Linked DNA regions of Homo sapiens: region 2 is linked to region 1. Evidence: chromatin loops called from intact Hi-C (ENCODE). Cell type or tissue: B cell. All regions are shown on one strand. Each heading gives the region's core, and the rest is flanking DNA. Links, peaks and the distances in the headings are about the cores only. Region 1 overlaps USP22 (ubiquitin specific peptidase 22). Region 2 has its middle 23 kb from the start of LINC01563.

What was found. A loop is a pair of places that touch in the nucleus more often than their neighbours do. Peaks named below come from ENCODE experiments on the same cell type or tissue, not always from the same donor. Only the 100,000 strongest peaks of a DNase experiment are listed, where the experiment ranks them.
Region 2: it touches region 1 in a loop (13-fold over the local background); 9 of 110 quality-filtered maps call a loop at or near these places.

What each region holds. Positions count from the first base shown.
Region 1 is chr17:21,012,478-21,027,593 of GRCh38, reverse strand. It overlaps USP22 (ubiquitin specific peptidase 22), which reads left to right. Exons shown (of 13, transcript NM_015276.2): 3 at 6,368-6,481; 4 at 8,409-8,510; 5 at 9,483-9,652; 6 at 11,695-11,842; 7 at 14,659-14,764. Among named protein-coding and RNA genes, the nearest start is that of USP22, 23 kb to the left of the region's middle. In B cell, for the core only: a CTCF peak has its summit at 7,240 (motif pointing left); a DNase peak (open chromatin) is centred at 7,193; H3K27ac peaks cover 1,739 bases.
Region 2 is chr17:21,091,396-21,106,511 of GRCh38, reverse strand. No RefSeq gene overlaps it. Among named protein-coding and RNA genes, the nearest start is that of LINC01563, 23 kb to the right of the region's middle. RefSeq lists enhancers at 6,814-7,023, 6,418-7,035, 6,942-7,236, 7,036-7,652 and a silencer at 6,942-7,236. In B cell, for the core only: CTCF peaks have their summits at 6,433 and 6,633; a DNase peak (open chromatin) is centred at 7,111; H3K4me3 peaks cover 1,356 bases.

The DNA of each region.
Region 1 (15,116 bases), core at 2,713-10,712:
GAACAGCATTTTCAAGCGGTCCAAGCTAGATACCTGTTTTAGGGAATAGTTCATGTGAGCCTAGCAATTCCAGGTAAAGATATTTTTAGGCTTTCCCGCCCTGAAGTTCTGTAATTTGATGCTCTTTTAAAAACATTAGCCTAGAAAGACCTATTGGAAACAACATGCGAGTCCATAAAGTCACTGCACCCACGTCCCTTACAGCTCTCTACAAGGAGTACTCGTAGTAAAGGATAAGACCCACGGCTTTAACTGAGGCTGACGACACAGATAGTGTGTCTGATTTTTTTTTTTTTTTTTTGGAGACAGGGTCTCGCTTTGTCTGGAGTCCAGGCTGGAGTGCAGTGGCGCGGTCATGGCTCGCTGCGGCCTTGACCTCCTGGGCTCAGGAGATCCTTCTGCCTCAGCCTCTCGTTGGGACCACAGGCACACACCACGACACCTGGAATCCCAGCACTTTGGGAGGCCGAGTGACTTCCTGTGTTGAAAAATTTTTTGTAGGCTGGGCGTGGTGGCTCATGTCTGTAATCCCAGCACTGTGGGAGACCAAGGTGGGCAGACTGGAGATCGAGACCATCCCGGCCAACATGGTGAAACCCCGTCTCTACTAAAAATAACAAAAAAGTTAGCTGGGTGCTGTGGCGCACGCCTGCAGTCCCAGCTACTCGGGAAGCTGAGGCAGGAGAATCGCTTGAACCCAGGAGGCGGAGGTTGCAGTGAGCCGAGATCGCACCACTGCACTCCAGCCTGGACAACACAGCGAGAATCTGTCTCAAAAAAAAAAAAAAAATTGTGGAGACAGGGTCTCACTATGTTGCGTAGGCTAGTCTTGAACTCCTGGGCTCAAGCGATCCTTCGGCTGTGGCCTCCCAAAGTGCTGGGATTATAGGAGTGAGCCACCATGCCTGGACACAGTGTGTCTGATTTTTTTTTTTCCTACTAATTTTTTTTTTTAAAGAAGTGAGATGAGGGAGGAGCGGTGTGGCTTGCACCTGTAATCCCAGCACTTCGGGAGGCTGAGGTTGGCAGATTACCTGAGCGCAGGAGCTCAAGACTAGTCTGGACAACATGGTGAAATCCTGTCTCTACAAAAAATTTAAAAATTAGCAGGGCGTGGTGGTGTGTGCCTGTGGTCCCAGCTACTCACTCAGGAGGTGGGAGGATCTCTTGAGCCTAGGAGGTCAAGGCTGTGGTGAGCTGTCATCAAGCCATTGCACTCCAACCTGGGTGATAGAGCAAGACTCAAAAAAATAAAGTAAAAAAGAAGTGAGACGATTTAAGGCAAAACATACCTGTATCTTCTATGATGTGTTTATGATCCAGCTGTTTTCTTATGGACATCTGGAAGCTGTCACCTCAATATCATGCTGTGCAATGGCACGGTCTCAGCTCACTGCAACCTCCGCCTCTCAGGTTCAAACAATTCTCCTGCCTCAGCCACCCGAGTAGCTGGGCTTACAGACGCACACCAACATGCCCAGCTAATTTTTGTATTTTTGTAGAGATGGGGTTTCACCATGTTGGCCAGGCTGGTCTTGAACTCCTGACCTCTGGTGATCGCCTGCCTCGGCCTCCCAAAGTGCTGGGATTACAGGCATGAGCCACCGCGCCTGGCCCTATTAACCATTTTTAAGTCTACAAGTCGGTGACATTTAGCACATTTACAATGTTGTGTGTCCTCCACCTCTCTAGTTCAAAACTTTTTTGCACCACAGAGGAATGCGTCGTTAACAGATCACTGCCTGTTGCTCTCTCTCCTGTCCCTTGGTGACTTGAATCTACCTTCTGTCTCTGTGGGTTCTCCTTTCCTGGATATTTCATATGTGTGGAATCATATAACATGTGGCCCTTCGTGTCTGGCTTCTTTCCGCAAGCATGCATTTGTGATTCATCTGAGTTGTATTATGGATTAGTATTTCATTCCTTTGTATGGCTCAGTCATGTTCCATTGTTTATGTAGACCACATTCTTCATCCGTTCATCTGCTGATGGACGTGTGGGTTGTTCCCATCGTCTTGGTGCTTAGGAATAGTGCCACTGTGGACATTGTGTGTAATTCTAGGGGGACATGTTTTCATTTCTCTTGGATGTATACCTAGAAGTGAGCTGGCAGGGTCATCAGGTCACTGCTTAACTTATGTGAAACACCATCTTTTTTTTGTGGCTGCACCATTTTAATTCTCACCAGTGATGGACAAGCTTTCCAGTTTGTTCACATCCTTGCCAACACTTTTATTTTTTAATACCCATAATAGTGTGAAATGGTATCTCATTGTGGCTTTGATTTTCATTTTCTTAATGACCAGTGATGTTGAATATTTGTTCATGTGCTTGTTGGGCCATTTGTATATGTTTGGAGAAATATCAGTTCATGTCCATTGCTTTTTTTAAATTGGGTTGTTTGGTTTTTGTTGTTGTTCTTTATATATACACATGCACAGTATACAGTGTGTGCGTGTGTTGGGGTGTGTGTGTATATTCTGGATACTGGACTCTGAGCAGATGTATGATTTGCAAATGTTTTCTCCCATTTTGTAGGTTCTTTTTAGTTTCTTGATAGTGTCCTTTGAAGCACAGGATCAGACGTTTTTAATTCTGATGAAGTCCAGTTTCTTTTTTCTTTTCAAGACACTATCTCCCTCTGTCACCCAGGCTGGAGTGCAGTGGCACAATCACAGCTCACTGCAGCCTCAACCTCCCAAGCTGAAGTGATCCTCCCAACCTCAGCCTCCTGAGTGGCTGGGACCACAGGTACGCGCCACCACGCTTGGCTGATTTTTTGTACTTTGTGTAGAGATGGGGTTTTACCATGTTTCCAAGGCTTATCTTGAACTCTGGGCTCAAGTGATCCTCCCATCTCTGCCTCCCAAAGTGCTGGGATTCCAGGTGTGAGCTGCTGCTGCCCAGCCTGGTTTTATTTTTTCTTTTGTTGCTGATGGTTTTGTGTCAGATCTAAGAATCCCTTACCAAATCCGAGGTCATGAAGACTTGCCCTTAAGTTTTCTTCTACGAGTTTTATATTTCTGGTTCTCATATTTAGGTCTCTGATCCATTCGAGTTAATTTTTTGTATACAGTATGAGGTAAGGATTTGTAGGTGAATATTCAGTTGTCCCAGCAGCATTTGTTACAGAGATACCCTATCCCCTCAAATGGTCCTGATGCCTTGTGGATGTCGGTTGGTTTTATGCAGTGGGAGCGTTGCAGTGTGAAGGCGTCTTAAAGAAGGCCTAAATCTAGAAGGATTTACATAGGCACTGGAATGGTGATCCGTCTTCCCAGGCTAGAGTTTTTGTTGTCAGCTACATGTGTGGGCTGTTTTTCACGGGATATCTTGGCCTTACTGTAAATTCTCATCACCCTTATTGTAAACTTGTCTCTGTCAGGATTTCTCTGTGACGTCCATGTGCTGGGGCTGTACTGCTGATGAACAGGAAGTGGCAAAGGTTGATGGCTGAGCTCTGCGACAGCTCCCACCAGGATTTTAACATCGTTGTTGGCATTTTGTGAATTTTTTGAGTAGGGCAGAAGGTAGCCCTGGGAATCTTAAACTGCTGTTTTGAGTTTCAACAGATCTGCTTTGGAAGACTTCAAAGATTTACCACAATATAAGTCGTAGTAGCTTAAGACCTGAAATAGAATAAAACTGTGGTGTTCCAAGACTTCCCTGTTTATCCGGGGATGCACTTAAGTTATATACTAACCTAATCATCACACAGCTCTGGGAAGCACTAGTACCGTTGCTATCAGCATCTTACCGCAGGGGAAACTGAGGCTCAGAGGTGTGGAGTAATTGATGAAAGGTGCACAGCTGGCAGGTGGCATAGTGAGGGCTGGTGCCAGTTACTCTCAATCCATGGTCTTTCCTCTGTGCTTCGCTGCCTCCCGGGTGTCTGACATCACGTGGATTTAAGCCCCACTCTCCCAATTTTTTTTTTTTTTTTTTTTTTGAGACATAGTCTGGCACTCTCGCCCAGGCTGGAGTGCAGTGGTGCAGTCTTGGCTCACTGCAGCCTCTGCCTTCCGGGCTCAAGCCATCCTTCCACCTAAGCCTCTTGAGTAGCTGGGACCTTAGACACACACCACCACACCCGGCTAATTTTTGTAGAGATGGGGGTTCACCATGTTGCCTAGGCTGGTCCTGGAACTCCTGAGCTCAAGTGATCCACTCACCTCAGCCTCCCAAAGTGCTGGGATTACAGGTGTGAGCCACCACGCCGGGTTTCTCTCCCAGTTTTTTAAAAAATATTTTAACTTTTATTTTAGTTTCAACGGTACATGTGCAGGTTTGTTATATAAACGTATTATTCAGTGGTTTGGTGTACAGTTTATTCCCTCACCTGGGTATGTACTGTAGTACCTGACAATTTTTTTTGTTTGTTTTTCCTGATCCTCTCCCTTCTCCCACTCTCCACCCTCAAGTAGGCCGCAGTGTCTGTTGTTCTCCTCTTGTGTCCATGTGTTCTAATGGTTTAGCTCCCACTTATAAGTGAGAACATGTGGTATTTGGTTTTTCTGTTCCTATGTTAGTTTTCTAAGGATAATGACCTCCAGCTCCATCCATGTTCCTGCAAACGACATGATCTCATTTCATTTTATGTATACATGGTATCCCATGGTATATATGTACATTTTCTTTATCCAGTCCACCATTGGTGAGCATTTAGGTTGATCTCATGTCTTTGCTATTGTGAATAGTGCTGCGATGAACACACGCATGCATGTGTCTTTATGGTAGAGCCATTTACCTTCCTTTGGGTAGGTAATCCTGGTTCATTTGGTTTTTTTTTTTTTTTGAGACGGAGTCTCGCTCTGTTGCCCAGGCTGGAGTGCAGTGGTGAGATCTCAGCTCATAGCAAGCTCCGCCTCCCAGGTTCACGCCATTCTCCTGCCTCAGCCTCCTGAGTAGCTGGGACTATAGGTGCCTGCCACCATGCCTGGCTAATTTTTTGTACTTTTAGTAGAGACGGGGTTTCACCATGTTAGCCAGGATGGTCTCAATCTCCTGACCTCGTGATCTGCCTGCCTCGGCCTCCCAAAGTGCTGGGATTACAGGCGTGAACCACCACACCCGGTTAACCCCAGTTGTTTATAAATTGTTGAATGGAGAGAGTACCTTTTTTCAGGCACTCAGAGGACTTTATCTTACTTACTTTTATGATAAAATAATTAAGAGCCCAAACTATTAGTCCTATTTTATTTTATTTTATTTTTTTGACTTTTTACAAATTATTACTTTTAACAAAGAAAGCAAAAGTGGATCTTATTTCCATAAAATAAAGGTTTATGTTGACAATTAAAAACTGGACATGCACACGATTAGAAAGTTCAAACGACACGAAAATGTATACTTCTCCCCAAAGGAAACGACTGTGAACAGTTTCTTGTGACTGTTTTAGAAAATTGAAATTTATACATACATATGTATCTCTTCTTATTTGTGAAAAGAATATACTAGTATTACTATAATTTTTTTATTTTTATTTTTATTTTTTGAGACAGAGTCTCACTCTGTTGCCCAGGCTGGAGTGCAGTGGCAAGATCTTGGCACACTGCAACCTCCCCTTCCCAGGTTTCAGCTGTTCTCACGCCTCAGCTCCCCGAATAGCTGGGGTTACAGGCGTGTGCCACCATGCCTGGCTAATTTTTTGTACTTTAGTAGAGATGGGGTTTCACCATGTTGACCAGGCTGGTCTTGAACTCCTGGCCTCAAATGATCTGCCTACATCGGCTTCCCAAAGTGCTGGGGTAACAGGCATAAGTCACAGCTCCTGGCCTATTAGTCCCATTTTTTAGAAGATGCAGTTGAGAAATTGTGGTAGAAGACCCACCTTCAGGCAGCTCTGGGTCAAGATGTCAATCAAAGTCATCCGATGAGAAACTATTTTCCCCCTGTACTTAAGGTAAGAGTAGCAAATGCCGCCAACCACAAAAGTCACAGCAAGTTGCTGCCACATTCTTTATGGTGATGGTGTCAGGAATTCTAGATGGAGGGAAGCATAGTCACTCCGTGTCAGGTGGCCAGGACTGAAAATATCCAATGCAGTTGTACCAGTTTTAAATACCACGCATTCAGAGAAGGTGGCAGAGGTCCTGATCCTGGAGTATTGGCTGCTTTGAAAAGTATGTATGGGTCGCCTCTGTTTTTTAAGACACCTCAGCCCTGGGCATGAGCTGCCAAACACAGTGCATGCCCCTCACCTGCTCAGGATAGGAGACTCCGCTGGACTGGCTTCCCTGCTTGTGAATAGGAAGGTGCTGTGAACAGTCAGTATCTACAGAACCTCACTGTGTTTAACTCTGCCCTCCAGCCTTCCATTGTGGTTTTTAATTCAACTTGGTTTCTCCTCCCTCCTTTCTCTCCTCAGCCATTGATCTGATGTACGGAGGCATCTACTGTTTTCTGTGCCAGGACTACATCTATGACAAAGACATGGAAATAATCGCCAAGGAGGAGCAGCGAAAAGCTTGGAAAATGCAAGGTTTGGTTCCACCTCAGTTTACCTGCTTGATCCTGCAGTTCCCTCATGTCCATCAAGGGCAGACCCAGTAGGAGAAAGAGAAGTACCTAGGTGGGAAGTGGCAGGCTGGTGGGAAGAGGCCGTCCCCACCTTCCCCTAAGGCCCACAGTGGAGTCAGCTGAAGCTCTGCATGACAGGGGAGGTGGCTAGTGTCGAGGCATGCATAGCTGCCCGTGTGCTTGGGACCACTTCCAGGGTGCTTCCCTTGCAGGTCCCCCATGGGCCTGCAGCTGGGCCAAGGGAACAACCCCAGCATTACTTAAGCTCTCCCAGGGCGCACCTGCAGATGTGGGGCTGAACGAGTGTGGCGAGGTCACACCTCTCGGGGACAGGTGACTCCGTATCTGGACATCCCTGAGTGGTTTGCCCTCAGCTCTGCCGAATTCTAGCAAGCGATCTCTTTGCAGTAATGTTATATGTAAACATACCTCCTTCCTCCCAGGAGAGCAGACTATTTTCGGATCAAGTTGTGGTAGAATCTCTTTTAAAACTCTGGACTGTTTGGGTGATGTTAAATCCATGTCAACAGCGTGCACCCACCAGATGGAAACTAGACCCACCAGATGGAAACTAGACCCACCAGAAGGAAACTAGGAGAGTCTCCCAGCAGCCCCACTGCACAGTCAGATCCTTGCCATCTTGTGAGCTGCCCTCACGGCTCTCGCACCAGTGTGGGTTTTGCACTTGCCGTCGCCACCGTGTGGCCACACACACTGGTTATTGGCTACACAGAGTGAGAGGAGCAAACATGCAGTCATTTTCTTTATTTTTTATTTCTTCTTGGCTTCCCTGAGTTTTTTTTCCTTTTTTTTTTTTTTTTTTTTTTTTTGGTTTTTGATTCTGACAGATGCTCATAGTGGTTGACAGTGATAGTGACATAGTGACAGGTGTGGTTTACCCCAGTTGACAGGTGAGCATCTGATCTCCCTGGTAGCAAAGCCATCACTGTTTGCAAAGGAAACATATGAACCTGACACCTGTTTTACATTCTTGCCTTGATTACTCTCCATTGAAAACACCCCAGTGTTTTGAGAAGGGAAGAATAGCAACAGGGGCTCTTTCAGTGAGCAGAATTATTTGTGTTTAACAAGTCTTCTCTGGAGAGCAATCTCTGACTTGTGTTCGCTGTTCTTTTCCCTCTCAGAAATTTAATAACATTGTGACTAAGTGTGGGTGTATTATTCTGTGCAGAGCACTTAAAGCACGGGCCTAAGAAATGTATGTCCAGGATTAAAATGGAATTCTTCTAGAATCATTTTATAATTCTGTCTATCCAACATGCTGTGTCTTTTAAAGTATTTTGAAGTATTCAGAAATGTTGGTTGGCATGGAACAAGTACTTCTGAGCGCATAGGGTGTGCGTTGAATGGAATACTATGCCAATTAGCATTTACCACCACTCTCTGAATATTTTGTGGCACACACGTTTTTAACTGTTGGATCTATCTTAGTTTGGTAACTCGACGCTGAGTTTATGCTATTTCAGTTTGCTGAAAAGTGCAAGCTCTCTCCTTCAATTTCACTTGTTTGCGGGAGAATCCTTCATGTAAGTTCCCATTGGTGCTGATGCTGCCATCTCTGTGCTGAAGGATGGAAGACATTTGAAAAACAACTGTTTTGGCATTGGCGTTGGGGTAGTTTTGACTGGAGGTGCTGCTTTTCTTGCAGGAAACGTAGCTCACATCCTCATACCCTCTGTGAGAAGCTCCTTTAAGTGTTGTGTGTAGCCCCTCTCAGCACAGTAGAGTTTGAGAAAGCCCTGGTGCTGTGGATGTTGCTCACTGAAATGCACCCTGACAGACAGCATAGCGCCACAGCTTTTATGTGTAAACACACTTGATGTGAAAATCTAGCTAATAGCGCTTGGAACTGTCCTTCATCTGCTTAGGCGTTGGAGAGAAGTTTTCAACTTGGGAACCAACCAAACGGGAGCTTGAACTGCTGAAGCACAACCCGAAAAGGAGAAAGATCACCTCGAACTGCACCATAGGTGGGTGGAGCGTGTCGTCACTCTCAGCTAGGCTTCTTTCCAGGGTTTAAAAGTAAATACAGAATTGTGGGTTTCTTAAGTCCACATGATTCTGTTGAAGCCCTGCATAACTGTCACTCATCAATGTGCTCAGCAACCAGCTCTTGAGCACCTGTTCTCTGCAGGGACCTGCAGTGGGCTTGGGGCGCAGAGTGATGCGTAGCAACAGCCCTGCCCTCACAGCCTTCAGCGTCTGTGTGGGTAAAGGGACTCAAGTTGATTTTGGCCAGGGTGAGGCTGGGCACAGTAATCTTCAGGGAGAGAAATGATGTGTGTGAGTGTAAGTGTTCGCTGAATTTTCTACAAATTGAGGGAATACCCTTTAAAACTTTTTCTTTTTCTTTTTTGAGACAGAGTCTTGCTCTGTTGCCCAGGCTGGAGCACAGTTCACTGCACCCTCTGTCTCCTGGGCCCAAGCGATCCTTCCACCTCAGCCTCCCAAGTAGCTGGGATTGCAGGTGCACACCACCATGTTTGGATAATTTTTGTGTTTTGCGTAGAGACATCTCACCATGTTGCCCAGGCTGGTCTCGAACTCCTGGGCTCCAGTGATCCTCATGCCTTGGCTTCCCAGAGTGCTGGGTTACAAGTATGAGCCCCTGCCCTGGCCCTAGAACATTTTTAAAAACCTGTTTTGTTTGTTCATTAGGCTTCACTCTGACCTGGCCTGTTGTCGTAGAAACTATATTTGTGTAATTCTGTCAAAGCATACAATGGCTGAAGTGGGAGGGGTCCATGGTGGTGGACATTCTTCAATACCGTTCATGTAAAAGTGGCATAAAAACTAGCAGAATGCGATATCTCATCGTGTTCTGGCTTGAATGAATGAATAAAAGAAAATGAGTATGTAGAGGTAGAGGAAGCCGCTGGGATCCAGCGACACCTGTGGTTCAGCACACAGGTAACTCCTGCTCTCTGGTGATTTGTGTCCAGGTCTGCGTGGGCTGATCAACCTTGGGAACACATGCTTCATGAACTGCATCGTGCAGGCCCTGACCCACACGCCACTTCTGCGGGACTTCTTCCTGTCTGACAGGCACCGCTGTGAGATGCAGAGCCCCAGCTCCTGTCTGGTCTGTGAGATGTCCTCACTGTTTCAGGAGGTGAGCGCCATTGACTTCTGCAGGGGAACATTTCTGTTACTTTGTTTTCACCTTCAAAAAAAAAATTTAAGGTGGACCATGATAAAGGAAGATACATTTAGAACCTTTTGTAGTAAGTTAATGTTTAATATACATGTCTATTATGGAAAACACAGTTTTCCAAAAAGGGAAGACCTGGCGTGATTTTTGGGGACGCACTGCTGACTCAGAACAAGGAGAAGCCCTTTGAGAGGCTTGTGGCAGAGACTTCCCTGGTGGGTGACATTTGTCTCTAAAGACGGGTGATTCTCCCCCTTCCTCTTCCTCCATGGTCTACCTTCCTGGCTCAGAAAGGCACGCATGTGTCACCCTCCTGTGTCCTCCTGGTATGCGAGTCTCCTCCACCGCCAGGTCTCTCTAAGCATGCCCCATCAGAGCCTCTGTCCTCATGAGCTACGCGCTGCACGTTGGCTGTTCCTGTGGGCTGCACGTGTGGCGTTCCTGTCCACTTCTGTCCCCGGCATCAGAGCATGGCAGCGTTCAGAGCAAGGCGTTCACGGCTGCCGCCTCAGCCCTCACCGGCTCCGTGACCTAGACATGCTTCTCAGAGCTGAAGCAGCTCAGTTACCTCAACTAATAAGCAGGCTGGTGCCTGTTCTTCAGGTGCCTTGCACAGGAGCCAGCCAACAGCCCTGGCCTGTTCCCATTCGTAACCTCTGCGAGAGATGCAGCCACGCCAGCTCACTCATGTCTGTCTGGTCACTGGTCGCTTTTGTGGGACAGCCACAGAGTTGAGCAGTTGGACAGAGGCTATCCAACCTGCAAAGCTGAAATTATTTACTGTCCAAGCCTTTCAAAAACAGATTGCCAGCCTCTGGTCGAGCCTAACCGATTTCCTCAAAGTACCTGCAATGTGCCATAACTGCTGGGGACACGGCCCAAATAGGAGAAAGGAGGGTGCAGCTGGGAAGTTGGTGGGTGGTTGTATCACTGACTTTAGTGATAAGCTCACTTGTGTTAGATTGTTTTTAGACTCCGGCTTGTTAAGGTGTAAATTACAGTCACACCCACCTTCTAGCCTATAGATAGATGAGTTTCGACGAATGCATAGTTGTGTAACTGCTGCTACTCAAGATGAAGAACTGTTACCTCTCCGAACTCCCTCGTGCCCCTCCGAAGTCAACCCCCAGTCCCCAGACCCTGGTAGCTGCCGATCTGTCTTCGGTCCCTTGAGTGTCCTTTACCAGCGCATCATACGGATGGATGCATGCAGGAAGTAGCCTTTCTGAATCTGGCTGTCCCTACTTAATGTAATACTGGGTGGATTCACCCGTGTCTTGCGTGCATCCATGATGTGTGCTTTCGATGTCTGAGTTGGGTTCCATTATGTAGATGGGTTATGGTTTAGTTGTCTGTTTCCCAGTTCAGACACATTTGGGTGGTCTGTGGTTTTGGGTTTTTTGATGAGAAATAAAACTGCCCTGAATTCTGTATTTGCACAGGCAAGACCCCTCTGTGGGTTCTGACCTGGGGAGGAAGCCGTGGGATGGAAGGTGTGCTGCTGGGTCTGCGGCTGGAGTTGAGCTGTTGGAGAGGACTGGCTGGCAAGCCCTCAGCTAATTGCCATTAGCCTCAGAGGCAGAGAATCCTGTGGCTGATGCTGGTGAATTCTGCATAATCACAGTGATGTGCTTCCCTTTGCGGAGGTGCTGGTGTCCATGGGCCTGAGTGGTTTGGCTAGTGCTTTGAGGAAACTAGTATTGGGCAAATCGAGTCACTTTTATTTGCATGTGATCTCATAGTAGCAAGTCATAATTCATTTTTTAGGCTTATATGTGGAAAACTAGATGGTAGAAAGGAAAAAATTCATATGAGGACTCGAAAAGTCCAGTGAGCCCAGATAAAAATAGACTTTGCAAAAAGTAGAAAAGTAAAATCCAAACATTTGTGTCAAATGAGCCACAGCCAATGGTAGGCATCTGATAAAGGTTTTGATTGTGTGTACTCTGTGTTCAGAGTCTACATTTATTCCTGACAAGGTTTCCTTCCCCGCCCTCTGGCAGTTTTACTCTGGACACCGGTCCCCTCACATCCCGTATAAGTTGCTGCACCTGGTGTGGACCCACGCGAGGCACCTAGCAGGCTACGAGCAGCAGGACGCCCACGAGTTCCTCATCGCGGCCCTGGACGTGCTCCACCGACACTGCAAAGGTGGGCCCTGGGCTCTGCACCCTCCACCAGGGCAGGATGTTTTCCTTGAAGGGGAAGGAAGCAAAGCGAGTGTATGCACTCGTGCAAAAAGGGGCACAGGTGACACATTCCATTGTTTTGTCATCATAGCCCTTGTCGTCATTTGTTTCTGAAGTCACCATAACTAATGACCTCAGAGAGGCTCCTCCTAGTTTATTTTTAAGAGGCGAGGAAGTAGTTCCAGCAGTATGACAGGTCCTCAGTGACCGATCACAGTGAACAGCAAACTCTTGGAGCCCTCTTGGGCCTGTGCTTTGAGGCCCCTGCCTGCCCTGGCATTTCTGGGACCCTGTGGGTTATCAGGCCTGAGGCTTCTGGACATCCCCCAAACACAACTTAATCACCCAACTGTCTCCTTCCCATTGGGGACTCTCCAAAAGGACTGATGGTTGCTCTGAAATAGCCAGAGAGCTGGGACACAGGACGAGCAAAGCTTCTCTTGGGGTCTCATTGGACCTGGGCCATCTCCCCCAACATAGTCCCACAGCCTGGCCCCAGGGTGGTACCCTGATGATTTTTCAGAGTTGTGTGGTGTTGGTAGTTGGCAGGGGCAGCTCTTAGCGCTGGAGGTGGGAGGCTGGGAATGAATGACTTGAGCCAAGATCGGCTCCTCCCCACTCCTCATGGTGGAGATCCCAGTGTGAGGGACCTGCAGCTGAAGTCTATCCATACAGGCAGAGAGACTGAGAGGTGATTCTCAGATGAGTGTGGGCTGGTCACTTGCAGGTCTTCCTAAAGCCCGTGCTGGCGTTTCTGATTCAGCAGATCTGTGGGGGGCAGGGGCTTCTTCACTCTTAATCAGTTCCCAGCTGATGTTGATGCCGCTGGTTCAGATGCCATACTCTGAGAACCCATGCGCTCAGGTCACAGGGCACCTGGCTGCTTGTGAGTTTCCTGTGGTCTCTGGGCTGGCACAGCTAGTTGTAGCCGATATCCTATCAGTTAATTTTAACTTGGAGTCTTTTAGAGAACAGAGTCCTGTTCTGACGGTTCACCGAGTTGAACAGCTTGGTGGGCTGGCCTTCCCATCGCTTCTCATCCGTCTCAAGGCTGTGCACCCGGGCCCTAGGCGCTTACGTACAACCTATGGGTTCTGAGATCACAGCCCAGAAACAACCCACAGTTGAGCTAAAATGGCTGGTTTTGGTCAAATGTGACTTTGGGTTCTGTTTTCTTTTGGTACTTACTTTTTTTCCTCTGAAAAACTACGTGATCCTTTTAATTCTTACCTAGAAATCAAAGGAAAGTTACTTAGTAGCTTAGGTAGAATTTCATGTCCTAGTATGATTTATAAGAGAGGAAAGAGCCACTGTGGAAGTGACTATGCTGTTACCCCAAGCACCTAGTGAGAATAACGAAGAGCCTTCTGTAAGCAGCAGAAAGATGTTCTAAAAATCACTTGTTCAAAAATGCATTGCTGTTAAATGTTCACATGACAAAATGTGACCTCTGACGTGCTTCTGACAGAATTCCCTTGGAAATGTCTGAAAAGAAATGTAAGGTTCTTCTGTTTAGAAACCTGGTTGCCAGAGCTGTTCAGCGAGGTGGCCTGGCCACATGGCCTTGGTTACGTGCATTTTGTCCTTGTGGCCTTCACGGCATCTTTCTGTTCATCTTTTGTTTTGTTTTGTTTTGTTTTTGAGTCAGAGTCTCGCTCTGTCGCCAGGCTGGAGTGCAGTGGTGCGATCTCAGCTCACTGCAACCTCCGCCTCCCAGGTTCAAGTGATTCTTCTGCCTCAGCCTCCTGAGTAGCTGGGACTACAGGCGCCCGCCACCATGCCCAGCTAATTTTTTGTATTTTTAGTAGAGACGGGGTTTCACCGTGTTAGCCAGGATGGTCTCGGTCTCCTAACCTCGTGATCCGCCCGCCTTGGCCTCCCAAAGTGCTGGGATTACAGGCGTGAGCCACCGCGCCTGGCCATTCTGTTCATCATTCTTTGCGCCTTCCTGTATGGATATTCTTGTCCTCTGAATTTTGTCCCATGAATTTGAGATCCCTCTGGGAAGCATTTTTCTCTCTAATCTTAAACCTTCTGCTCTCAGAAGACTTAGTGGCCCTTCTCTATTCCTCTGTCATGATTCAACGTCTTTGAACTGTGATGTATATACAGGTGTCCTCGTGCCCTGTCCCCACTGTCTAGTGAAGTTATGTAGAATATGTATTCCACACACGAATTAAGTTCTGCTACTTAAGTTTCTTTTTCACAGATCTGCACACATGGATATGAATGAAGTGTGTATTGAATAGAGAGGGTGGGAGTGGCACTTCCAGATGCAACTGACTGGAAGACACGCTGTCCCCTGGGGGCTCTAGCTGATGAGGACAGCCTGTGTCCTGCGGTGTCACTTTCTGAACTTGGGGCACCATGATACCTACTCAGGGAGGGAGGTTGCTGGGGCTTCCCCGGGTGTACCTGGCCCACCATATGTTCAGCTGTCTCACTGGAACAATATTGATTCAGTCATTCTTTATATGATAATGGGAATCGATTATTCTGCTCAGTCACTGGGCATTAGGTGGGTTTTCTTGGCAAGACTGAAGCTGTGGGGCTCTTGTTAGGGAATGAGAAAAAGGAGCATTGAAAATCCAAGTGCTGTGATTTCTCGTCATATTAAAATAACAAGGACACCCTCTGCTAAAATGAGGAGTGTCCTCACATGGCCTTTTAAAGCGTTGGCCCTGGCTCCCCCAGGCTTCTGCAGGGTGAACTGCTCTTCCCTTAGAGACTCCCCATATTTGGGGAGACACTAATCCCAGAGCCGTGGTCTGTCTCCAGGTGATGACAATGGGAAGAAGGCCAACAACCCCAACCACTGCAACTGCATCATAGACCAGATCTTCACAGGCGGGTTGCAGTCAGACGTCACCTGCCAAGTCTGCCAGTAAGTGAGAGGCTGCGTGCTCGGCAATATCAAACCCTCTGGGGCCGTACTGACATCCTCCCAGTCTCCAGAGCTGTGTGTGCTCTGAGAGGTCTTTAAGGAGGCTATGAGATAAATGATTAATAGACGCCATGAGAGCGAAGGTTGTGGGGTGGGGGTGCTTCCTCTTGGGGAGGTCGTAGGGCAGGTGTCCCCTCGGGATGCGAGCCCTTCGTGTTGAGGTCTTGGCTGTTGTCTACAGCCAGCAGTGTGTTCTTGGAAGCTTCCCCTACCATTTTGCATCTTACAGTCCTTGACCAGGGACCAAGTGAAAGAGCCCTCTTCAAGAAGGCGTGGATCATGCATGGTGGAT
Region 2 (15,116 bases), core at 3,153-11,152, 78 kb before region 1:
CAGGTTGCCCCGACTTTGAACCAATGTACATCTTACATATACTGATTAGTGTCTTCTGTCTCCCTAAAATGTATAAAACCTGATCACCTTGGGCATATGTTCTCAGGATCTCCTGGGGCTGTCATGGAACATTGGTCATTCATATACGACTTAGAATAAATCTCTTAAAATATTTTACAGAGTTTGACTCTTTTTGTTGACAGTTTGAAAGGGTAGGCTGGGCGCGGTGGCTCACTCCTGTAATCCCAGCACTTTGGGAGGCTGAGGCGGGTGGATCCCGAGGTCAGGAGATCCAGACCATCCTGGCTAATAGGGTGAAACCCCATCTCTACTAAAAATACAAAAAAAATTAGCCAGGCATGGTGGCAGGCGCCTGTAGCTGAGGCAGGAGAATGGCGTGAACCCGAGAGGCGGAGCTTGCAGTTAGCCAAGATCACGCCACTGCACTCCAGCCTGGGTGACAGAGCGAGACTCCGTCTCAAAAAAAAAAAAAAAAAAAGGGTATGAACTTTTTCACCTTGTGCCCAGGCATAACCCAAAGAACCATCCTAGGGTATCACCTGGTGAAATAGTCCACATTTAGTTGACTCAGCCTTCTGAGACGTGAATCCAAGGGTCTCTGTCTTCTAATTTTGTGGTATAAGGTATGAAAGGAAAATAAGTCTTGGGACGCCAGAATCACTAAGCTAAAGGGAAAAGTCAAGCTGGCAACTGCTTAGGGCAAACCTGCCTCCCATTCTATTCAAAGTCATCCCTCTGAGGCTCCCCTGAGACAAATGCATATCTGATTGCTTCCTCTGCCCTATTGCTTATGTGAAAATGCATATTCACTGAGCCATTCTAAATTGTGTATTCAGTGGAAGGCTGATCAAGGACTCAAAAGAATGCAACCTTTTGTCTCTTATCTACTTCTATCCTGGAAGCCCCCACTTTAAGTTATCCTCCCCTACTGGATGGAATCAATGTACATCTTACATATGTTATTGATTTCTCATGTCTCCCTATAATGCATAAAAGCAAACTATACCCCTGACCACCTTGGGCACGTCTCAGGACTTCCTGAGGCTGTGTCACAGGCTCATCCTTAACCTTGGCAAATAAACTTTCTTAAATTGACTGAGACCTGACTCAGATATTTTGCGTTCACAAATGATGCAGGATTTTTCTCAGTCACTTTGCCAACTGGAGACCTCCACAGGCAGTGACGCCCCCTAGCCTGGGCCTTGCTTGGCCCTGGGCCAGCCACTGGAGGTGCCCCACCCAATCGGCCTGCCTGTGCTATAGCTTGTACCCATGTTTGGCAGTTCCCAAGCTCTTGTCCTGCATCCAAGAAGAATGAGGATATGCTGACAATTGAAGGGTGAGAATGGGTGGAGAAGAATTTTATTGAGTGATGGAATAGTTCTCAGCAGAGAGGAGATGCAGGGGGTGGTTCCCCCTAGCTTAGTCCAGGGCTTTTATGGGTTCAGAATAGGGGAGTAGATACTGATTGGTTTGTGAGTATCAAAGAAAGGCTACAGCAAAGACACCACTAAAGGATGAGCATGGCAGTGTAAAAAAAACAATTAGGAAAGGGTAGGTATATGTAAAATAGGTGAAGAGTGGGGATCAATCAGAGGAAAGCATGCCAAACGGGAAGACAGGTTCTCGATCCTATCCAAGGATCTACGTGGCACTGTCTTCAGTTCAAAGGTCGGGTTTCACCAGGGACCCACCCCTATCTGCCTAGGCATTTGACTGCCTCCTGTCACTATCCCAAAGGGCTACTAAGGAGTAACTGATAAGGTCCATACCGTTTTGATTGAAGAGAGTTTTCTTGTTTGTGTTTTTCATTTAATTTAATTAATTAATTAATTTATTTTTAAGACGGAGTCCCACTCTGTCACCCAGGCTGGAGCGCAGTGGTGTGATCTAGGCTCACTGCAACCTCCGCTTCCCGGGTTCAAGCGATTCTCCTGCCTCAGCCTCCCGAGTAGCTGGGATTACAGGCACGCACCACCATGCCCAGCTAATTTTGTATTTTTAGTAGAGACAGGGTTTCATCATGTTGGTCAGGCTGGTCTCAAACTGCCGACCTCAGGTGATCCACCTGCCTTGGCCTCCCAAAGTGCTGGGATTACAGGCATGAGCCACTGCGCCCCACCGAGTTTTGTTTTTAATGTTATTTCCAATAGACGAAACCTGCTGGTTGAAGTCTGTGGTCCTTGCAGTTTTAGTTTCCCAGGAGCTCACTATGAAAAGATTCTTTCACTAATATGTAATTTATAATTGTTTCATAAGACCATTGTAATATCTGGATCTGTCTCCCTTTACTGTTACAGATGTACAGTTTTCTGGAGATAATTTCATAGGTCTGCGATTATGATTTTGAATGGAGATTCAAAATCCCCAGCTGGTGCTTACCAAAAGGGGGTCAACCTAGATGAAGCAGAACCAGTGGAAGGAAGAGCTTTTGGCTAAGGAATTTTAAAAGCCTCAGTTAATTTTCCCAGTTGAGCTTTTGTGTGGGTGTTTTTTTTTTGGGGGCGGGGACGGAGTCTCGCTCTTCCCCCAAGCTGGAGTGCAGTGGCACAATCTTGGCTCACTGCAAGCTCCCCCTCCCAGGTTCACGCCATTCTCCTGCCTCAGCCTCCCGAGTAGCTGGGACTATAGGCGCCCGCCACCAAGCCCAGCTAATTTTTTTGTATTTTTTAGTAGAGACAGGGTTTCACTGTGTTAGCCAGGATGGTCTCAATCTCCTGACCTTGTGATCTGCCCGCCTTGGCCTCCCAAAGTGCTGGGATTATAGGCGTGAGCCACCATGCCCGACCATTTTTTTTTTTTTTTTTTGAGACAGAGTCTTGTTCTGTCGCCCAGGCTGGAGTGCAGTGGCACAATCTTGGCTCACTGCAACCTCCACCTCCTGGGTTCACGGCATTCTCCTGCCTCAGCCTCCCAAGTAGCTGGGACTACAGGCGCCCGCCACTACACCTGGCTAATTTTTTTTTTTTTTGTATTTTTAGTAGAGATGGAGTTTCACCATGTTAGCCAGGATGGTCTTGATCTCCTGATCTCGTGATCCACCCGCCTCGGCCTCCTAAAGTGCTGGGATTACAGGCATGAGCCACCGCGCCCGGCTTATTTTTGTTGTTTTTTTTTAAGACACAGGGTCTTAACTTGTTGCCTAGGCTGGAGCACAGTGGCATGATCATGGCTCACTCCTGGGCTCGAGCAATCCTCCCACCTCAGCCTCCCAAGTAGCTGGGACCACAGGTGTATGCCACCATGCCCAGCTAATTTTTTGTATTATTTGTAGACATGGGGGTCTCATTATGTTGCCTGGTCTGGTCTCAAACTCCTGGGCTCAAGTGATCTTTTGCCTCAGCCTCCCAAAATGCTGGGATTACAGGTGTGTGCCACCTTGCCCAGCCTTGAGTTTTGATTATTCCATTTATGCGTTTTTATTTTGTTGTGTTTTGTCTTGTTTTGAGACAGGGTCTTGCTCTATCGCCCAGGCAGGAGTGAAGTGGAGTGATCTCGGCTCGCTGCAACCTCTGCTTCCTGGGTTCAAGCTATCCTCCCGCCTCAGCCTACCAACTAGTTGGGGCTACAGGCATGCACCACCACTCCCAGCTAATTTTTGTATTTTTAGTAGAGATGGGGTTTCACCATGTTGGCCAGGGTGGTCTCAAACTCCTGACCTCAAGTGATCTGCCTGCCTTGGCCTCCCAAAGTGCTGGGATTACAGGCGTGAGCCATCACAACTGGCTGCATTTATCTGTTTTATTAACCCAGGTAACTACAAATGATGAACACATTGTAAATGTTGGAGAATGGGCCACATTTTATATACTGATTGGTTAAGGGAATTTTACTTACTCCTAAGGCTGTTGCTTTTCTGCACGGAAATGCCTTTTACCCTGTGAGAAAACATGCAAATCATTACCAGAACATATTTGTATATTTGCAAGTGTTAAATCAAGTTTAGCCTAAAGCTGCCTCCTTACGTATTTTAAGTTTGGCCTAAAGGTCTCTCTGCACATTGTGAACTATAACCTAAATGAAGTTGTAAGCAGACTGTAGCCTACTCTTGTGTCAGTCACTGCATTTTGGCCAATGCAAAGGTGGCCTACTGTTCAAACTCTGTTCAAGTAAGGTAAATGCTGAGCTGTAACCAATCCGCTGTTTCTGTACCTCACTTCCATTTTCCATACCTCACTTTCCTTTTTCTGTCTGTAAATCTTCTTCCACCACATGGCTGTACTGGAGTCCCTGAGCCTACTCTGGCTGAGGCTACCTGATTTGCCAATCGTTCTTGTTCAAATAAACTCTGCTAAATTTAATTCAGCTGAGTTTTTCCTTTAAGACAAGGGTGGCAACTGGAGTAATCCAATAGCCGTACCTTGAAAGGGGCCTCTGGTAAAGGAAAATGTCCTTGGGAACTGTATGACAGTTTCCTTAGATTACGTTCTGGACAAATGTGACAGTTTTACACCTTATGAGTTATAGTTGGAGAAGTTTTCCAAAAATAGCTTTCCCCAAGCAACCATTTTGTCAGGGCTCTAGTGAGTGAGGTCAAATACACAGGTTAAAAATAACTGACCCAGCACTTCGGGAGGCCAAGGCGGGCGGATCACGAGGTCAGGAGATGGAGACCATCCTGGCTAACACGGTGAAACCCCGTCTCTACTAAAAATACAAAAAATTAGCCGGGCGTGGTGGCGGGCGCCTGTAGTCCCAGCTACTCGGGAGGCTGCGGCAGGAGAATGGCGTGAAACCGGCAGGCAGAGCCTGCAGTGAGCCGAGATCGCGCCACCGCACTCCAGCCTGGGCGACAGAGTGAGACTCCATCTCAAAAAAATAAATAAATAAAAAATAACTGAGCCGGGCGTGGTGTCTCACGCCTGTAATCCTAGCACTTTGGGAGGCCGAGGCAGGCAGATTGCCTGACCTCAGGAGTTCGAGAACAGCCTGGGCAACACAGTGAAACCCGGTATCCACTAAAAAATACAAAAAATAAGCCGGGCTTGGCAGCGTGCACCTGTAGTCCCAGCTACTCGGGAGGCTGAGGCAGGAGAACTGCTTGAATCTGGGAGGCAGGATAATTGCTTGAACCCAGGAGGTGCAGGTTGCAGAGCTGACGCCACTGCACTCCAGCCTGGGACAGCGCGAGACTCTGTCTCCAAGAAAAAAAAAAAAAAAAAAAAAAAAAACCACAACCAAAAAAAAGTGTAGGCTGGGCGCGGTGGCTCACACCTGTAATCCCAGCACTTTGGGCGGCTGAGGTGGGCAGATCACCTGAGGTTGGGAGTTCGAGACCAGCCTAACATGGAGAAACCCCATCTCTACCAAAAATACAGAATTAGCCGGGCGTGGTGGCACATGCCTGTAATCCCAGCTACTTGGGAGGCTGAGGCAGGAGCATCACTTGAATCCGGGAGGCGGAGGTTGCAGTGAGCCGAGATCGTGCCATTGCACTCCAGCCTAGGCAACAAGAGCAAAACTCCATCTCAAAATAAATAAATAAATAAAATAACTGTAATTCAGCAGGAAGTATAGGCACATTGTTTGGCACACACTGTACCTCATCTTTGGTGGAGTATGTTCCCCCTTTTTCTAGAGGGCAAGAGCTGTATCTAGTTTGTTGCCACGGTGCTATGTGCTTTTCATACAGACATTTATTGACTGCAATACAGAAATACTGAGGAAGTGATGATGTTGTCATACCACCTCCTGCATGAAGGCTTCCCTAACCCTGCCTCCTTTCCCAGACTGAAAGTAATTTCCACATTCTCAGAATGTGGAATATTCTTATAGCTCCAAACACATGGAGCCTTCAGGAACAATTACTCACATATTCGTCTTAATTATCCAAACCACCCTGAATCTTGCTACAAAGAACATAAATTCTATGTATATTCAATGTGACTTTTTGGCACAGATTAAGCATTAATAACCTTTTGAAGAAAGGTTATGGTTACATGGAACTTTAAAGCATATTTTAATCTGTTTATGAATACTTAATTTCCCCTTGTAATTTAGGTATTGATCTTTGAAGTTATAGGGCTTTTTATCTATAAAGTGACTCTGGGCCTGGCGCAGTGGCTCAGGCTTGTAATCCCAGCACTTTGGGAGGCCGAGGCAGACGGCTCACCTGAGGAGTTCGAGACCAGCCTGGCCAACATAGTGAAACTCTGTCTCTACTAAAAATACAAAAAATTAGGCCGGACGCAGTGGCTTACGCCTGTAATCCTAGCACTTTGGGAGGCCCAGGCGGGTGGATCATGACGTCATGAGTTTGAGACCAGCCTGACCAACATGGTGAAACCCCGTCTCTACTAAAAATACAAAAATTAGCCAGGCGTGGTGGCGCGAGTTTGTGATCCCAGCTACTCGGGAGGCTGAGGCAGGAGAATCGCTTGAACCCGGGGGGGTGGAGGTTGCAGTGAGCCGAGATCCCGAGATCACGCCACTGCACTCCAGCGTGGACAACAGAGCAAGACTCTGCCAAAAAAAAAAAAAAAAAAAAAAAAAAAAGTGACTGGAAAATAATAGTCATTTTTAGGTTGGGCAGTGCTCAGCGCTATATTGGGGTCTCAAAAAGTGTCAACCAGTGTATTACTGAAGACGGACAGGTGGTGGCAGGGCTCTTAGCTGAGGGATGGAAAAATGCTTGCTGCCTAGAATTCACTTACATTCTTTGTTTCCTCTCTCCAGGTTTCTGGCTCTGTGTGGAATAGGCACTGTCCTCCTGGTAGGTGTAAGGGAATCAGATGTTGCATTTTGATCGTGATAAGTTACTTGCTTTTCTGCTTTGTTCACCTTAAATTGAAAGTGGAGAGATGCAAATTCTGCCCCATCCTGGGGAGGCAGCTCCTGCTTCCAGCCAGCTCTGGAGCAGGTTCAGGTGTCCGCAACTTTAAAATTGCCTTGGGGGTCTTTCGGGAAGCACTTCGCAGGGGACAAGCGCGTGGTTATGGTTTGGGTACAGGCAGCGTTTTCCCCAAGGACTTGCTGGCGCCCGCTTCAGGGATGCGCGTAAGCTCCCGAGGCTGTCAGTCAGTCCCTCGGTCGCTCCGGAAATTTGAAAGATTGTTAATCAAGAGGTCTCCACCAATGGATGGGCACAGGTCGTGGCTGGGCCAATCAGGCTCTGTCTCTAGGACTTTGGCGCGAAAAGACGCAAGGTCCAAAAAGAAAAAGAAAAAAAAAAAGAAAAAGGAAACGGTAGTGTGAGATTGATAGATTCTAGCAGCCCTCCTATGAACCTGCCCGTTAATTCCTCTTCTCTAAATGTCTGCCTTTTTTCTTCGTGTACAATTCCTTTTTGTCAGTGTAGCAGGAATAAATATCGATCTCTATCAACGTTGGTGTAAAAGGACCCTGCCTTTTAGCAGCTCATTCCGCCCCCAACAAAAGACTACACTTCCCAGCGACCCTTGCAGACCCGAAAAGCCGGTTTCCACACCCCGAGGCTCTCTCATGCCCTTCTCCCAGTCACTATGCCTAGCCCCAGATAACCACTCTTCTGTCCTCTAGCACCTCCATCACCAGTTCCTGGACTTCATGAAGGGGTACGCTTTGCATCTGGCTTCTTTCACCCAACATCATGTCTGTGATATTCGAGTAATGATTATATGGGTGTGCACATGTATAAAACTCGTAAGTTTGTACTCTTAAGATTGATGTTTTGTTGTTTTTTGAGATGGAGTTTCGCTCCGTCGCCCAGGCTGGAGTGCAGTGGTGCGATCTCGGCTCACTGCCATCTCTGCCTCCCGGGTTCAAGTGATTCTCCTGCGTCAGCCTCCTGAGTAGCTGGGACTACAGGCGTGAGCCACCACTCCCGGCTAATTTTTGTATTTTTAGTGGAGACAGGGTTTCACTATGTTGGCCGGGCTGGTCTCAAACTCCTGGCCTCAAGTGATCCTCCCGCCACGGCCTCCCAAAATGTTGGGATTACAGGCATGAGTTACAATCATATGTATAGTATACCTTAAAAAAAGGATGTAACATTTCATTCTTGAGTTTGTATTTCCCAAGGTATCCAAAATCAGGCCAGAAGGTTTTAGTGAAATTCTCTACTTTTGTTTTAATCAAATTTCATATTCTAGGAAATCACTCACTTTCACCTTCAGGCTGAAGTGCACACTCCTTTGATTAGTAATATGCAGTTAAGGGAGCAGGTTCTGGGGCCAGACTTCCTGGGCACAAATCACATTTCTGCCTCTTACTAGCAGTGTGAGCCTGAAGAAAGTATTTAACCAGTTTAACTCATCCATAAAATGAAATAATCGCAGCCTGGCCAATGTGGCAAAACTCCGTCTCTACTGAAAAAAAAAAATTAGCCGGGAGTGGTGGCGCTCGCCTGTAATCCCAGCTACTTGGGAGGCTGAGACAGGAGAATGGCTTGAACCCAGGAGAGGTAGCAGTGAGCCAAGATCACGCCACTGCACTCCAGTCTGGGCGACAGAGCAAGACTGTCTCAGAAAAAAAAAAACCATCATATTACCTATCTCTCAGGGTTGTTGAGTGGTTAAATGTGTGCTTATGAAAAGTGCTTAGAATACTAAGAACAACAGAATGCGTGCTATTGTTATTGATGCTCAGTATTATGATTGGCCCACAAGGCTCTTCCTGATCTGTTTCTTATCAGCCTTCCAGCATCGTGTCTCACCATTCTCCCTCTGGTTTCTACCCATCCAAGTGTACCTAATCTTGCTGTTTAACTTATTTTCATGTTCTCCTCCCTCTGCCCAAAACACCCTTACCCCAGGCTGGAGCATCCACCATATAGTTTGAGCACACACTTAGGGCACCAGCAAAGCAGAGGCAACCCCCTAAGAAAAAAGAGAGTGAAGAAAAAGAATATATCTCTACAGTATTTGATGGCTGGGCGTGGTGGCTCAAGCCTGTAATCCCAGAACTTTGGGAGGCTGAGGCGGGCAGATCATGAGGTCAGGAGATTGAGACCATCCTGGCTAACATGGTGAAACCCCGTCTCTACTAAAAATATACAAAAAAATTAGCCGGGTGTGGTGGGGGGCTCCTGTAGTCCCAGCTACTTGGGAGGCTGAGGCAGGAGAATGGCATGAACCCAGAAGGCGGAGTTTGCAGTGAGCCGAGATCATGCCACTGCACTCCAGCCTGGCCGACAGAACGAGACTCCGTCTCAAAAAAAAAAAAAAAAAAAAGAATATATCGCTACAGTATTTGATGGTTGACACCCTGTCCCTTCCACCACCAGCAAAAAAAGCATGGAAGGAGTTACAGGAAGTTCATACTTTATTGGGCTGCATTGCCCCTATTTTATGGTCTAGAGTTGTTTGTATTTGAAATACATTTGGGTGGTGGGATGAGTGTAATCTCTTCAGTACTTAGGCCCTTACAGGTCTTTGTGGCAGATGGTGTTTTCCAAAATGGCCACAGTGATATCTCCCATCCCACATCCTCTTTCCTGCAAGGTGACTTTGACACTTCTGTTGAGAGGTAGAACCTCTCCACTTCAATCTGGGAGGGCTTGTGACTATGGTGAAAGTGAGGCCATGTCACTTCCAAGTCCGGGTGAGATAGCTTCTTCCTTGTTCCCAGGAAGTGTAGCCCCAGACTTGCTGTTGGAACCCAGCTGCTGTGCTATCAGGAAGTCCGGGCTACATGAAGAGGCAACATGGAGTGTTCTGGTCAACAGCCCCAGCTGAGGGCCCAGCCAACAACTAGTGTCAACCGGTAGATATTTCAGTGAAGCCTTTAAGATGAATCAAGTACCAGCCCCTATCTCCCTGCAACTGTATCAGAGATCCTGAGAGAACTATACCAACCAATTTCCAGAACCACGAAAAAGTAAAGCAAAATGTCGTCGTGCTAAGCCACTAAGTTTTGGAGTGATTAACAGTTGTAATGGGGCCCTCTCCTTCCCCACCCAACTTATCCTATTCTTCTTTTCTTTTCTTTCTTTTTATTTATTATTTTTTGAGACAGTCTTGCTTTGTCACCCAGGCTGGAGAGCAGTGGCGCAGCCATGGCTCACTGCAACCTCTGCCTCCCAGGTTCAAGTGATTCTCATGCCTCAGCTTCCAGAGTAGCTGGGACTACAGGCATGTGCCACCACGCCCAGCTAATTTTTGTATTTTTAGTAGATTCAGGGTTTTACCATGTTGGCCAGGCTGGTCTCAAACTCCTGGCCTCAAGTGATCCTCCTGCCTCAACCTCCCAAAGTGCTGGGATTACAGGCATGAGCCACTGCACCTGGCCTTTCTTTTCTTTTTTTTTTTTTTGGAGACAGTTGCCCAGGCTAGAGTGCAGTGGCAGTGGCACAGTCATGGTTCATTGCAACCACTGCCTCCTGGTCTCAAGTCATCCTCCCCGTTCCACTTCCCAAGTAGCTGGGACCATAGCCACACACCACCACGCCTGGCTAATTTTTATTTTTATTTTTATTTTTGTAGAGATGGAGTTTCGCTATGTTGCCCATGTTGGTCTTGAACTCCTGAGCTCTAGCAGTCTGCCTGCCTTAGCCTCCTAAAGAGCTGAGATTACAGGCATCAGCCACTGGGCCCAGCCCCATACTTGATTTTCTTTCTTTTTGAGACAGTCTGATGTTCAAGACTGCTCCAGTGTCCCACCTGTAGGTGGCCTTCCCTGACCTTTAGGGCTGAGTGAGGTGCTTCCTCCAGGCTCTCACAGTCCTTTGCATCCCTCTATCATGGCTCTACCATGCCCTATTATCACTGCCTGTTTACTTGTCTGATGCCCTCATTTAAAAGTTTAAACTCCCGTGAACAGTGACTGCATTTTTAAAATAAATCTGTATTCTCAGTAGCTAGGACAGAGCTAGAAGGAAAAAAAAAAATAGTAAGGGCTAGTAAAGTATACGGAGGGAACAACTTCAGCAAAGCTGGTGCTTACAAGTCAAGCACTGGCTGGGCAAGTCAGAGCAGGGCTTATGGGGACAGGCTGCCTGGTTCCCTATCCCAGCTTCACTCCAGCCTGGGCAACACCATGAGACTCGAACATTCTCTCTGACCTCTTCTATCCCTATCATTAGACAAGTTACTGAACTTCTCTGTGTCCCAGTTTCTGAAATAATGGGAATGAGAATGGTACTCCCAAAGAGAAAAGTCTAATGTACAAGTTTCATTACAAAGGAGTCTAGCTCTCAGAAAACCAACTAACAACGGACGGATAAAAAGAGAAGGTGGTGGCCGGGCGTGGTGGCTCACGCCTGTAGTCCCAGCACTTTGGGAGGCCAAGATGGGCAGATCACAAGGTCAGGAGATGGAGACCATCCTGGCTAACATGGTGAAACCTCATCTCTACTAAAAATACAAAAACAAAATTAGCCGGGCATGGTGGCAGGTGCCTGTAGTACGAGCTACTTGGGAGGCTGAGGCAGGAGAATGGCATGAACCCAGGAGGCGGAGTTTGCAGTGAGCTGAGATCACGCCACTACACTCCAGCCTGGACAGAGCAAGACTCCATCTCAAAAAAAAAAAAAAAAAGAGAGAGAAGGTGGTGCTTATTGTTCAAATTATTATACAGATGTCATCAATTGTCATTGGAGGTTGCTTGTCTTCTTTTGATAAAAACCAGAAATTTCTGTCTTTGATTAATTAAAAACAAGATATGGTTTATATAAGATGCTAAGCTTTTGGTGTATTTCAAGGCTTCCTGGAAGCTTCTATATTCATGGCCTGTCTCAGAATGCAAGGTTTTTAGAAATTGAAAGCTTTTTGTTTTTATTTTATTTTATTTTGAGAGACAGGCTTTCACTCTGTCACCCATGCTGGAGTGCAGTGGTGTGATCATAGCTCACTGCAGACTCAAACTCCTGAGTTGAAGGGTTCCCCCCGCCATAGCCTCCCGAGTAGCTGGCACTACAGGTGCGCACCACTATGCTTGGCTAACTTTTTTTTTTTTGGTGGTGACAGGGTCTTGCTATTGTTGCCCAGGCTGATGTTGAATTCCTAGCCTCAAGCAATCCTCCCATCTTGGCCTCCCAAAGCCCTGGGATTACAGATGTAAGCCACCACGGCTGGCCTTCCTTTTTACTTTTTGAAGTGTAAATATGTTCTGGGTTGAAGAGTCTAATGAGTCAACATCAGACAGAGCCAGTCTCAACTACCTCATTGGGTTGTTATGAGGTTTAAATTATACATACAGTTGACCTTTGAACAATACAGGTTTGAACTGGATGAGTCTATTTATAAACGGATTTAAAAAAATAAAATGTGCCTGCCTCTTCTGTCTCCCCTTCCATCTCCTCCACCACTTCTTTACCACTCCTGAGACCCCAACACCAACCCCTCCTCCCCCTCTCCCTCCTCCTCTTTCTCCCCCTCATCCTCTTCTGCCTTAGCCTACTCAACATGAAGATGATGAGGATGAAGACTTTTATGACGACCCACTAAATATATTTTCTTCCTTATAATTTTATTTTCTCTTTTTTTCTGAGACAGTGTCTTGCTCTGTCACCCATGGTGGAGTGCAGTGGCACAATCTCAGCTCACTGCAGCCTTGACCTCCAGGCTCAAGTGATCCTCCCACCTCGGCCTCAGAGTATCTGGGACCACAGGTGTGCACCACTACTCCTGGCTAATTTTTGTATTTTTTGTAGAGACAGGAATTCACTATGTTGCCCAGGCTGGTTTCAAACTCATGGACTCAAGTGATCCTCCTGCCTTGGCCTCCCAAAGTGCTGGGATTACAGGTGTGCGCCACTGCACCCGGCCTGATTTTCTTTTCTTTTCTTTTCTTTCTTTCTTTCTTTCTTTTTTTTTTTTTTTTTGAGATAGGGTCTCTCTCTGTCACCCAGGTTGGAGTGCAGTGGCGGGATCTCGGCTCACTGCAACCTCAACCTCCTGGGCTCAAGCGATCATCCTGCTTCAGCTTCCCAAGTAGCTGGGACTACAGGTGTGCACCAGCATGCCCAGCCTGGTTTTCTAAATAATGGTTTCTTTTCTCTAGCTTACTTTATTGTTAAGAATACAGAGTAGAATATATATAACATTAAAAAAATGTGCTAATCAACTTTATGTTATCAGTAAGGCTTCCCATCAACAGTAAGCTGTTGGTAGTTAAGCTTTGGGGGAATCCAATGTTATATGCAGTTTTTCAACTGTGTAGGGGGTTGGTGTTCCTAACACCCCCCCACCCCCGCCCACCGATTGTTCAAGGTCAACTGTATATGGATGGATGGATGGGTGGATGGATGGATCTATGTATCGCAATAGAACAGGTCTTGGTACATAGTAACTACTTAATAAGTATCAGTCAGCCTTGTTATTGCTGAAGCTTATCAAGGCCTCAGAAAGCCAGCTTCACATCCTCAGCCACCACTAAAACTGTGTGAATTTGGGCCTCTGAGCCGCAGTCCCTTGTGGGTGAAATGGAAATTGATGCCTGCTTCATGGGGCAGTTGTAAAGACCACACAAACATAGATGAAAAAGGGGTGGCCGAGTGCAGTGGCTCATGCCTGTACTTCCAGCACTTTGAGAGGCCAAGGCGGGCAGATTGCATGAGGTCAGGAGTTCGAAACCAGCCTGGCCAACATGGTGAAACCCCGTCTCTACTAAAAAAATACAAAAAAAAAAAAAAAAAAAGGCTGGATGCAGTGACTCAAGCCTGTAATCCCAGCACTTTGGGACGCCAAGGCGGGCGGATCACCTGGGTCAGGAGTTTGAGACCAGCCTGGCCAACATGGTGAAACCCCGTCTCTACTAAAAGTACAAAAATTAGCCAGGCGTGGTGGCGGGCACCTGTAATCCCAGCTACTCAGGATGCTGAGGCATGAGAATAGCTTGAACCTGGGAGGCGGAGGTTGCAGTGAGCCAAGATCACGCCACTGCACTCCAGCCTGGGCAACAAGAGCAAGACTCTGTCTCAAAAAAAAAAAAAAAATTAGCTGGGTGTGGTGGCACACGCCTGTAATCTCAGCTACTTGGGAGGCTGAGGCAGGAGAATCACGTGAACCTGGGAGGTGGAGGTTGCAGTGAGCCACGATCATGCGACTGTATCCCAGCCTGGGTGACAAAAGACAGACTCTGTCTCAAAAAAAAAAAAAGAAGAAGAAGGTGGTGGGGGTGGTTTCAAGAAGCATAAGAGATATTAATATTGAATGTTTTCCCCAAAACAGCTAAATACAGGATAGTCTAATTCGTTTCAGAGAAGAACATTTCCACGTGCACTTCATTTTCATTTCACTTTTATTACATGAAATCTGTACTCAGCTCCTTCTCCATTTCTGCCAGCAAAACGTCACTTTGCAGGTCTGTCCTTTGCAAGTAATGCTGAGTAGTTCACTTCAGAACCAGGCCTCAAAAACTGCAAGTCTTAAAATTTAACAAGGGGGTCTCAGAAAGAACAGGGAAGGTCAGAAAAAAATGTTACTTATTTATTTTATTTTTGAGACAGTCTCACTCTGTTACCCAGGCTGGAGTGCAGTGGTGTGATCTCATCTCATTGCAACCTCCGCCTCTAGTTTAAGCAATCCTCCCACCTCAGCCTCCCAAGTATCTGGGATCACAGGCACGTGCCACCACGCCCAGCTAATTTTTGTATTTTTTGGTAGAGACGGGGTTTCACATGTTGGCCAGGCTGGTCTTGAACTCCTGACCTCAAGTGATCCGCCTGCCTCGGCCTCCCAAAGTGCTGGGATTACAGATGTGAGCCACTACGCCTAGCCCTTTTTTTTTTTTTTTTTTTTTTTTTGAGACAGTCTCATTCTGTCACCCAGGCTGGAATGCAGTGGTGCGATCACAGCCCTGCAGCCTCAACCTCCTGGGCTTGAGTGATCCTCCCACCTCAGCCTCCTGAGTAGCTGGGGCTACAGATGCAAGCTACTACACCCAGCTCATTTATGTATTTTTAGTAGAGACGGAGTCTCGCTATGTTGTTTAGGCTGGTCTCAAACTCCTGGGCTCAAGCAATCCTCCCATCTTGGCCTCCCAAAGTGCTGGGATTATAGGCATGAACCACCACACCCGGCCAGAGAGAATGTTCTACATCACAAAGTATTTAAAATAATTTATTCTAAATAATCTATTTTAAATAAAATATTTTAGATTATTTATAATCATAATAAACTGTTTTAAATAAGCTGATTTGTGATGATGGTAACTTGAGAGCGGCCACCACAATCCTG